2 separate regions of the Homo sapiens genome follow, and region 1 is linked to region 2. Evidence: chromatin contacts called from ENCODE Hi-C or POLR2A ChIA-PET data. All regions are on one chromosome and are shown on one strand. Each heading gives the region's core, a stretch centred on a gene start or an enhancer-like site at or near the end of the contact. The rest is flanking DNA. Distances are from core to core; before and after follow the strand shown. Region 1 overlaps CARMAL (coronary artery disease region linked MFGE8 regulatory lncRNA). Region 2 has its middle 59 kb from the start of CARMAL.

Region 1 (5,814 bases), core at 35-2,534, 86 kb after region 2:
CAAGACAAGAGTGCATAAAGTGGGATCAGGGGGCCAATGCTAGTATGGAGGCTGCTAAGGCCCGGAGCTCTGGAAGCCCACACTATTTATTGGTGATCAAACAAAGAAGCAGGTGGTGAGGATGTGGGGGTTGAAAGAAAGCAGTGTATCAAGCACATGATCTACAACTGTGACAGTTTAGCATTTTCTTTGAAGCATATGGAACATGTTCTGCTACTTGAGATAATGGGAAACATGTTCTTCTAGTTTAAGTTACAATCGATCTAATAGCCTGGGAGTGCTAGAAGCAAGAAGCCAGCAAGTCTAGACACATTCCAGAGGCCACAAGGAGTTTTAAGCCCTGAGCCCTGGATTCTGTCCAAGCCACAAGGGGTTTTATGCCCTGGGCTTAGATTGTGGTGTGGCAGGGCAGGTTTCCACCCTTTGGCACAGAGCTTGGTGTTCCAAAGGCCATGAGGGGTTTTAGACCCTGGACCCCAGGCATGTTCCAAGACTGTTTTACATTATGTCAGCCATGCAAGCCCTGCCTCAGCCTTTTTCCCAATACTCAGCTTTTCTCGAACACCCCAGATGTCTTCTGTGAGACCTGGCTGGAGTTCTACAGCACCTCCTGCCTGCTACTATCCTAACACTCTGTGGAGCAAACTCTATTCACTTGTTCTCCATCTTTTCCTTCTGGGCTCTGAGAGTCCAAACCTTGAGGTAGGTACCATGACACATTGGGGTCTCCACTCACAGCCTGATGCCTGTAGATGATCAGCCACTGTGTAATGAATGAACTCATTCTTCAATAAACCAGTGAATGATCACATGAAAGAAACGGTCTAGTGGGACTCTCTGGCCACAAATACTGAATCACCTTCCTCTTCTTTACCATAGAAGAAGGGAGAATTTCTTTCTCAAAGACCAAACCCTAGACTTCATAGTCTTTTTCTGTTTTTCTCCCCTACAGGACTTCTACCCCTCAGGGTCTCCCACAGAGCATTCTGTGGGCAACTAACCATCTAATGTTATTTTTATAGGGCCCAAGGGAGAAATTCTTATACATACACACATGTGCGCGTGCACACACACACACACACACACACACAAACTCTGTGTGTGTGCATGTATAAATGATTTCAGTTATGTACTGCTACATAACAAACCACCCCTAATGTAAGTAGCACAAAACAACCATTTTATTTTGCATACAGAGTCTTTGAGTCAGGAAATTAGACAGCAACTAGCAGGGGTGGCTAGCCTCTGCTCCCTGGTGTCTGAGACCTCAGCTGGAAAGACTTGAAAGCTGAGAATGACTCAACAATTGGGGGCTAGAGTCATCCGGAGGCGTCTTCACCCACATGTCTGGTGGTTTGGCTGGAACCTCAGCTGGGCTTTCAGCCCAAACACCTACACGTGGTCCCTCCATGTGTTCTCTCCACACGGGCTAGCTGGGCTTCATCAGACTAGCTGGTAACTGGGGTCCAAGGGAAGGTGTCCCGAGAAAGCAAAGCACAAGTGCATGGCATTTTTATGACCTGGCCTCAGAAGTCACAGAGCACCATATGGCATCATATGATATTGGTCAAGGTTACAGAGTTTTCCCAGGTTCAAGGCATGAGGAAGTGGGCAAGCTTCCTCTTTTTTTTTTTTTTTTTTTTTTTTTTTTTGTCAAGAGGGAGTCTCTCTCTGTTGCCCAGGCTGGAGTGCAGTGACTAGATCTTAGCTCACTGCAACCTCCACCTCCCGGGTTCAAGTGATTCTCCTGCCTCAGCCTCCTGAGTAGCTGGGACTACAGGCGCATGCCACCACACCCTGCTAATTTTTGTATTTTTAGTAGAAATGGGGTTTCACCATATTGGCCAGGCTGGTCTTGAACTCCTGACCTTGTGATCCACTCACCTCAGCCTCCCAAAGGCAAGCTTCTAGAACAGCACATGGACAGAAGATATTGGTATGTCACTTGGAAAACAGTCTGGCAAGCTCTTTTTTTCTTTTCTTTTCTTTTCTTTTTTTTTTTTTTTTTTAAAGAGATAGGATCTCTCTCTGTTGCCCAGGCTGGAGCACAGTGGCACAATCATAGCTCACTGCAGCCTCAAACTCCTGGGCTCACAAGCAATCCTCCTGTCTCAGTCTCTAGAGCAACTGGAACTATAGGCATGCACAACCACGCCTGGCTAATTAAGTAAATTTTTTTAAAGATGAGGTCTCACTATTTTTCCAAGGCTGGCCTCAAACTCCTGGCCTCAAATGATTCTCCCACTTCAGCCTTCCAAGTAACTGGGATTACAGGCATAATCTTTTTCTTTAAGTTGTAAAATTCACACACAAGACAGTAAATATAATTTAGTAGTTTAGAACTCTCCAATTGTGTTTCTCTGACCCTCGATCGAAAGTAACCACCCTTGTGAGTTTTGTGTTACTCATGTTCTTGCTTTCTTTATAATTTTGCCACTCCAGGTTTTTTCCTAAATAATATATTGTTTAGTTTTGCCTGCTTGCAAACTTTGTAAAAATGGAATCACACAGAAGCATTCTCCTGTCATCTTGTTCATTTACTCTTTTTTTTTTTTTTTTTTTTTTTGAGATGGAATCTTGCTCTGTCACCCAGGCTGGAGTGCAGTGGCATGATCTCAGCTTACTGCAACCTCTGCCTCCCAGGTTCAAGTGATTCTCCTGCCTCAGCCTCCCAAGTAGCTGGGATTACAGGTGCGTACCACCATGCATGGCTAATTTTTGTATTTTTAGTAGAGACAGGGTTTCACCATGTTGGCCAGGTTAGTCTTGAACTCCTGGCCTCAAGTGATCCACCTGCCTCGACCTCCCAAAGTGCTGGGATTATAGGCATGAGCCACCATGCCCTGCTATTTACTCTTGTATCATGAAGAAAGGGTAGGCTTGGTTGTGTTGTGGTAACAAACATCACCAAAATCTCAGTGGCTTATAACTCCAGTTATTTCTCACTTATACTATACAGATGTTGTGGATTGGCTGTAACTCTGCTCTGGGATCCAGGCTGAAGGAGCAGGCTCTATCTGGAACATTACTAGTCTCCAGGCAGAAGAAAAAGAGACAATGGTGAGCCATGTGATTTTTCTTCAAACTCCTCCTCAGAAGTGACATGTGTTCATTCTGCTCCCATTCTATTGGCCAAAGCAAGTCACATGGCTAAGCCTAAGTTCAGTGGGTTACAAATATAATCCCTATGTAGAAAGCGACCTGGAAGGAACACTCCTAGAGGGGCAACAGATATTTTGAAATAGTATCACAAGCTACCGTAGTATCCCTCCTTGTCACAATTATTTGCATCCCTAATACAAGCATCAGACATTAAGTCCAAGATCTCATGGTAGTTCCTACATTGGGTCTGGATGTGGTTTCCTCTTGGTCTGGAGATGCGGAACTAAGAAGTCTAGTTATCAGCCCTCCACATACCCCATGGGCCAAAGAAGAACAGGGATGGGGTAATCTCAATAAACACTCAGCAGATCTGGGGGAAGGCCTGAGGTTCTGCATTTCTAACATTATTTAGAAAGGAAAGAATGAGAGACATGATATTGGTCAAGGTTACACAGTGTTTACAGGTTCAAGGCATGAGGGAGTGGGCAAGCCTCTAGAATAGCATGTGGACAGCAGATATGGGTAATCATTGATCTATGGACATCTTGAAATTCCACTGGGCTGACATCATAAGGGGCCCCCTATCCTGGGGATAGGGAATATTTCTAGATTAGGTCTTAGTCCTGCCCCTGGAGGAAGGGGGTTCCTCATGCCATTCTCTTTCATGGCCTTTGGCTCTGCCGTCCGGAAGGGCCTTCCTTTTCTATTTTCCTCCTAATGAAGGCGTGTGCCTTCCTGAAGTGTGCCCCCCGCTTGCTCTCTGTGGTAGACTGCATTATTAAATACTCATTGCTCCTCTCCATGGGTCTGTTTTGCTGAACCCTAATTAACCTCAGTAGGGAAGGCACCAGGTTCAAGAGGTCAAAGAAGAGACCCAAAGGTAGCAAATAAGACATGGGGTTTTGGCCGGGCACGGTGGCTCACACCTGTGATCCCAGCACTTTGGGAGGCCAAGGCGAGTGGATCACCTGAGGTCAGGAGTTCAAGACCAGCCTGGCCAACATGGTGAAACCCCATCTCTACTAAAAATATAAAAAATTAGCTGGGCATGGTGTCAAGCGCCTATAATCCCAGCTACTTGGGAGGCTGAGGCAGGAGAACCGCTTGAACCCGGGAGGTGGAGGTTGCAGTGAGCCAAGATTGTGCCTTTGCATTCCAGCCTGGGCAACAAGAGCAAAACCCCGTCTCAAAAGAAAAAAAAAGACATAGGGTTTTATTTGGGGCTTACATACAGGGGAGAGTCTCCAGCAGTGGCAGACTGGACAGGAAAAACGCAACCACTTGCAAACAGCATGCAGTTTATACAGTATTTTCACTTAAAACCCTCCCCTTAACAACCTTCACCTGGTAACCTGCATTTAACCTAAAACAAATGGCCTCCATCCCTTATACGGCCCACATTCCACCAGACAGGAAGGGAGTGGGGTGGAGCTCACATGTTCCTCATAGACAGGAAGGAATCTCTGGGTTGGCCACTCCCAGATTCCCTAGCTCAGAGCACACACTCAGGTGCGTCTGCCATACAGGGTCATTCTAAGGGTATGCTTAAGTTATTGCTATTGGGTATGTTTATCCTACAGGGTCCCTCAATACTGGACGATTATAATGCTCACTCCCTGATGACAAACTTGGTCATATGACTTTTTTGGCCAATGGAAGTGGTGCATGCCACTTTCGGGTAGAAGCTTTATTGTAGGGTGACCAACCTCAGTTACCTGAAGACGAAGACTATTCTGGTTTTAACACTAAAGTGTTGTGTCCCAGGAAACCCCCAGTCCTGGGCAAACTGGGATAGCTGGTCACCCAAGCTGTAAGAGTCATGTCACACTTTTATTTTTTTCCTTTTTGAGGAGAACAAAAATGTCTCCGTTAGAAACCTCCTATGAGCCTTGGTCACAGAATGAGGAGGAAGATAGCTGACCTCGATGGATATGTAATGCAAATAAGAAACAAATGTTTGGGCCAGGTGCAGTGGCTCATGCCTGTAATCCCAGAACTCTGGGAGACCGAGGCAGGTGCATCACTTGAGGTCAGGATTTTGAGACCAGCCTGACCAACATGGCGAAACCCTGTCTCTACTAAAAATACAAAAATTAGCCAGGCATGGTGGTGGGGGCCTGTAGTCCCAGCTACTCGGGAGTCTGAGGCACAAGAATCACTTGAACCCAGGAGGCAGAAGTTGCAGTTAGCTGAGATTGTGCCACTGCTCTCCAGCCTGGGTGACAGAGCAAGACTCGGTCTCAAAAGAGGAAAGGAGGGGAAGGAGAAGGGGAAGGGGAAGGATGAGCAGGAGGGGGAGGGGAAGGGGAAGGATGAGCAGGAGGGGGAGAGGAAGGGGAAGGGGAGGGAAGAAAAGGAGAGGGGAGGGGAGGGAAGGGAAAGTTAAGTTTGGGGTTTATTTAGCCACTGAGTTGAGAAGGTCATTTGTTACTGCAGGATAACTTAGCCTAAGCTGACTGAGGCAGCTCTACATGATATCTTTGGTATTCACCCATTCATCCATTTCTTATTGATGTCTGACAAGTTCTGCCTCTTCTTGCCCTCAATATGGTTATGCCAAGCTTCTCCTTGGAACTTCAGTACTTTTGTGAGTAGAGCTGCCAAGTAAAATACAAAATGCTCAGCTAAATTTGAAATTCAGATAAACAATACATAATTTTAGAAACTTTTCCTAAATTTAAATTGATCATATTAATAAAATTTAATTTTTAA
Region 2 (5,713 bases), core at 2,027-4,526:
TGTGCAACTGCATTCCAGGCTGGGTGACAAAGTGAGACCCTGTTTCAACAACAATAATAATAATAATAATAATAATAATAGTACATCATGTGTCACAAACAGCATTTCAGTAAACAATGGATTGCATATATGACAGTGGTCCCATAAGATTATAATGGGGCCAGGTGCGGTGGGTCCCTCCTGTAATCCCAGCATTTTGGGAGGTCGAGGCAGGTGGATCACCTGAGGTCGGGAGTTCGAGACCAGCCTGACCAATATGGAAAAACCCCATCTCTACTAAATGCGGGGGTCTGTCCTGCAGACCCTGACCCAACAATGGATGAATAATGTACATTGACATATAGATATTCTGCTTTGCCAATCCGGCTGAGTGTCCGTGCCACTTACAGACACCAAGGAAGGTTCTGTACAGAGTCAGCAGCCATGGCCTCGACTTATCAGCGAGACTTGCATTCAGTAAGGATTAATTGAGAAAGGTCGTGAGTAAACACACCTGTGGGTAAGTAATTAACCTGGTCGCCCCCACCCTGGAGGGAGCTACCACGCACCGGTGAATGATCAAAGGTTGGTCTTAAGACCACATGAATAAACAAGCTAGTTAGATAAACTACTCTACCTTCCTTTGTACCCACTTTAAGCTATTTACTCAAGGTAAGAATTAGGTTGCCTTCAGCCATAACCTTATCCTGAGACTTTTGCAAAAACCTTCAGGCCTTCCAAGAAGGTTTGTGGCTTATAATTTTCCCCACCAACCTGACTGAACCCCCACAACTAAAAATACAAAATTAGCTGGGCATGGTGGTGCATGCCTGTAATCCCAGCTACTCAGGAGGCTGAGACACGAGAATCGCTTGAACCTGGGTTGCGGTGAGCCAAGAGTGCACCATTGCACTCCAGCCTGGGCAACAAGAGCAAAATTCCGTCTCAAAAAAAAAAAATTATAATGGAACTTAAAATTCCTATCACCTAGTGACATTATAGCTGCTGACATTATTCACATGTTGAGGGTGATAGCACAACATATTACTTGTATGTTTGGGGTGATGCTGGTGTAAACAAACCCACTGTGCTGTAGTCATACAAACATGTATAGTAATGTCCTAGGCCTTCATATTCACTCACTGTTTACTGATGAACTCACTCAGAGCAACTTCTAGTCCTGCAAACTCCATTCATGGTAAGTGCCCTATATACATGTACCATATGTATACCATACCATTTTTTTCTTTTCTTTTTTGAGATGGGGTCTTGCTGTGTTGCCCAGGCTGATCTCAAACTCCTAGTCTCAAGTGATCATCCTTCCTCAGCCTCCCAAGAAGCTAGGACTACAGGTACATGCCATCAGGCCTGGCTAATTTTTTTTAAAAATTTTAGGGACGGGGTCTCACTATGTTGCCCAGGCTAATCTTGAACTCCTGGCCTCGAGCATTCCTTCTGCCTTGGCCTCCCAAAGCACTAGGATTACAGTCAGGAGCCATCACGCCGGGCCCATTTTTAATCTTTTTTACAGTATTTTTACTGTACCTTTTCTATGTTTAGACATGTTTAGATACACAAAACTTACCATTGTGTTACAATTGCCTACAGTATTCAGTACAGTAACATGCTATACAGGTTTGTAGCCTAGGAGCAATAGGTTACACCATATAGCCTAGGTGTGTAGTAGGCCATGCCATCTACGTTTGTGTAGGACACTCTATGATGTTCTCACAACAAAGAAATCACCTAATGATGCATTTCAAAGAGCATATCCCTGTTGTTAAGTGATGCATGATCATGCTTATCACACAGAGTAACTATAAAGATTAAAAGAGATAATATATTTAATGATTTAAAATAGTGCCTGAGTTGGGCATGATGGCTCATGCCTGTAATCCCAACACTTTGAGAGGCTGAGGTGGGAGGATTGCTTGAGCCCAGGAGTTCAAGACCAGTCCTGGTAACATAGCAAGACTCTATCTCTATAAAAAATTTAAAAAGGAGCCGGGAGTGGTGGCATGAGCCTGTAGTCCCAGCTACTCAGGAGGCTGAGGTGGGAGGATTGCTTGAGCCTGGGAGATTGAGGCTGCACTGAGCCATGGTCATACCACTGCATTCCAGCCTGGGCGACAGAGGAAGACCTTGTCTCCATCAATCAATCAATGAAATAGTTTCTGGCACATAGAAAGTCCCGAATAATATATAGTAGCTACTTCTTTGGAACGTATGACTGCAGAATTTATTTTTCTCCTTTTTTTCCTTTTAAATACGTAACCACTTCAGAAAACTCAATTTACAAAAACCCAAATTTTGGAAGCGAGAATAAGCCAGTGGGTAATAATTCTAGTTATAAAATGACTCACTAACCATTGTTAGGCTCTTTACATTTTTACTTGATGTCTTAAAAGCAGTGATCCATCCACTGAGCAAACACAATGATTGAGACACTATAAATGCTTTGAAATCCTGAGAGGGCAGACCCTGCGGAGAACAGGAATAAACGGACCTTTGGCATCCTGTGCGGCTCCTGTCGAAGTGCTGGAAGCCAGAAGGGGCTTCTCACTCACTGGACTGAAGAGGGATTCACCATCTTCCCAGCTAGACCCCAAGTCCTGAGCCTCACATTCCTTTAACTTCCTCTTCCCTCCAGCCAACCCAGTCCATTTGGAAATTCCTAGAATTTCAGCCTGATCCTTCCTCAAGAACAAAGTGGGGCCAGGCGCGGTGGCTCACACCTGTAATCCTAGCACTTTTGGAGGCCGAGGTGGGTGGATCACCTGAGGTCGGGAGTTTGAGACCAGTCTGATCAACATGGAGAAAACCCATCTCTACTAAAAATACAAAATTAGCTGGGCGTGGTGGTGCATGCCTGTAATTCCAGTTACTCGGGGGGCTGAGGCAGGAGAATTGCTTGAACCTGGGAGGCGGAGGTTGCAGTGAGCCAAGATCACGCCATTGCACTCCAGCTTGGGCAACAAGAGCGAAACTCCAGCTCAAAAAAAAAAAAAAAAAAGAACAAAGTGGGAGGCAGCATTTCCTGCCGAGGCCTTCTGACCTGGCATCAGATAAGCTGGCTCTAGACAAGGGTGACGGCCCTGAATCAGATGGCTCTGGCACTGCATCTAAGGGGACAGGGCACACTGGGTCAGAACAGACCTTCTGGCACGGGGCAGTGTAGGATGGACAGCCCCACTGTCCCTGAAGGTTGCTAGAGCTGCAGCCGCAGCCCCAGCCCCAGGCCCCTGCTAGAGCTCCCAGGAGGACTCCCTGTAGCCAGATATTCCATGATGCTGTGGGAACTGGCCTGAGTCCAGAGGTCTTCTGAAATTCTGAGTCAATCCTCAGGAGAGGAAGTATCCACTAGGCGTGGGAGCCTGAGTGACCATTTAAAAAGCTGCAGAGAGCCCAGAGCCACCTGTAGTCCCAGCATACGGCCCAGAGGTTCCTGTGGCCCAGCACTCTCTGGGCTGTGGTTGACACAGCTCAGAGAGCAAAATCATAGCTAACCCTAACATAATAGCAGCTCACTCTCACTTCCTTAAGAAGAGTCCTGCTTTAAGCATTGTATTAGTTTCCTGTGGATGCTGTAATAAATTGCCAGACACTGGGTGGCTTAAAACAACAAGAACTTATTTTCTCACAGTTCTGGAAACCGGAACCTGAAAAGGTATTTGGCTGGGCCAAGCTCCCTCCAAAGGCTCAAGAGGAGACTCCTTCCTTGACCCTTCTAGCTCCTGGTGGCCCCAGGTGTTCTTTGGTGTGTGGCTGCCTCACTCCAACCTCCTCCTCCCTGCATGTCTCCTCCTCCCTGCATGTCTCCTCCTCTTCTGCCCCTGTCATTGTCATTGGATTTAGGGCCCACTTGGATAATCCAAGATGATCTCCTTATCTCAAGATCCCTGACTTAATTACATCTGCAAAGACTCTTTTCCCAAATAAGGTGACATTCACAGGTTTTGGGGTTAGAACATGGACCTCTCTGTTACGTGTACTAACTTCTATCCTCACAACAACCCTATTTTAAAAAGTGCTCTTATTTGATAGATGGAGAACTCAGGTATAGGCAGTTAAGGAATTTGGCCGAGGTCACACAGCCAGGAGGTAGCATAGTCACTATATCATATTGCCCCTCCCATAAGTCCTGGGGTCCCAGACACAAGAGCGTTCCCACAAGAGTGACTAAGGGGGTCTGGGACACAGGAAGCCAAACCTTGTTACATAACCTCGCCATTCCATACACACCTGGACATTTGATGAAATGACTGAAATAATATTCAAATAGATGAAGGGCTGGGCACAGTGGCTCATACCAGTAATCCCAGCATTTTGGGAGGCCAAGACAAGAAGATCGCCTGAGCCCAGGAGGTCAGGACCAGCCTGAGGAACATAACGAGATCCCGTATCTATAAAAAATTTAAAAATTAGCCGAGTGTGATGGTGCATGCCTGTAGTCCCAGGTACTCAGAAGGCTGAAGCTGGAGGATTGCTTGAGCCCAGGAAGTTGAGGCTGCAGTGAGCCGTGATCGTGCCACTGTGCTCCAGCCTAGGCGACAGGGCAAGACCCTGTCTCTAAATAAATAAATAAATAAAAATGAAATAAAATGGATGAGAGTGCCATGAGGAAGGATTTCAGGTAAAAGGACAAGTGCCATTTCATTCACACTTCCCATTGGGAATGGCGTCTGGAACTTGGTAAGCACTGAATCCATGCTGGTCATTATCATGCACATTCCTAGCAGCCAGGGAACAAGAAGGGGAGAACTAGCACAATGGGAGACACAGTCTCTCTATCCTTGCAGGTGGCCCTTGCCTGGCAGGCTCTGGTACCAGTCTGACCTGACACCTCTGCACCCTCTCCTATAGGGAAACTGAGGCATGGTGACATAAAATTAGAATCTGAGTTACGCAACTAAAATCAAACCAATGTTCCTAAGTTAATCATAGAATTAGCGGCGTAATCCAGCAATTCCACTCCCAGGTATTCAACTCCTAAGAACTGAAAACAAGTGTTCGAACAAAAACGTATACACAAATGTTCACAGCAACATTCTTCACAATAGCCAAAAGGTAGAAACAACTAGATGTCACCAACCAATAAATGGATAAAAGTGGAATATCCATGCAATGAAATATTATTCAGTCATAAAAAGGAATGAAGTACTACATGCTACAACATGAACCAACCTAAGAAACATTCTGCTAAGTGAAAGAAGACAGATACAAAAGGCCTTATATTGTATAATGCCATTTATTTATTTTTTAATTTGTTTTTGAGATGGAGTCTCACTCTGTCACCCAGGTAGGAGTGCAGTGGCACCATCTCAGCCCACCGCAACCCCCACGCCCTGGGTTCAAGTGATTCTCCTGCCTCAGCCTCTGTAGTAGCTGGGACTACAGGTACCACCACCATGCCTGGCTAATTTCTGCATTTTTAGTAGAGACGGGGTTTCACCATTTTGGCCAGGATGGTTTCGATCTCCTGACCTCCTGATCCACCTGCCTCGGCCTCTCAAAGTGCTGGGATTACAGGCGTGAGCCACCGCACCCAGCCGTATGATGCCATTTATATGAAATACCCAGACTAGGCAAATCTGTAGAGACAGAAAATAGATTGGTGGTTGCAGGGGGTAGGGGAAAAGGGGAGTGGGGAATGACGGCTTCATAGGTAGAAAGATTTCCATTTGGAATGTTGGAATGATGGAATATGCTGGAACTAGATAGTGGGTAAGTTTGC

What was found. Hi-C counts contacts between places; a loop is a spot of excess contacts on that map. ChIA-PET counts read pairs that join two places held with the same protein, here RNA polymerase II (POLR2A). Pooled maps may share reads with other maps.
Region 1: a pooled map shows a loop between it and region 2 (6-fold over the local background). The contact joins two enhancer-like sites. A Hi-C loop is called at or near these places in 3 of 37 single-sample maps with no recorded cell type and 4 of 50 pooled maps. POLR2A ChIA-PET finds 5 or more read pairs at or near these places in 5 of 52 experiments (AG04449, BJ, HCT116 and 2 more).

What each region holds. Positions count from the first base shown.
Region 1 is chr15:89,067,132-89,072,945 of GRCh38, forward strand. It overlaps CARMAL (coronary artery disease region linked MFGE8 regulatory lncRNA), which reads left to right. Exons shown (of 4, transcript NR_183882.1): 2 at 2,960-3,060. It also overlaps a transcript of ABHD2 not described here. Among named protein-coding and RNA genes, the nearest start is that of ABHD2, 18 kb to the right of the region's middle. RefSeq lists enhancers at 1,102-1,151, 1,202-1,251. Within about 2 kb of position 1,285, at least 4 of the 41 ENCODE cell types and tissues checked have a DNase peak (open chromatin) inside an H3K27ac peak, as active enhancers do.
Region 2 is chr15:88,979,369-88,985,081 of GRCh38, forward strand. No RefSeq gene overlaps it. Among named protein-coding and RNA genes, the nearest start is that of CARMAL, 59 kb to the right of the region's middle. Within about 2 kb of position 3,277, at least 14 of the 41 ENCODE cell types and tissues checked have a DNase peak (open chromatin) inside an H3K27ac peak, as active enhancers do.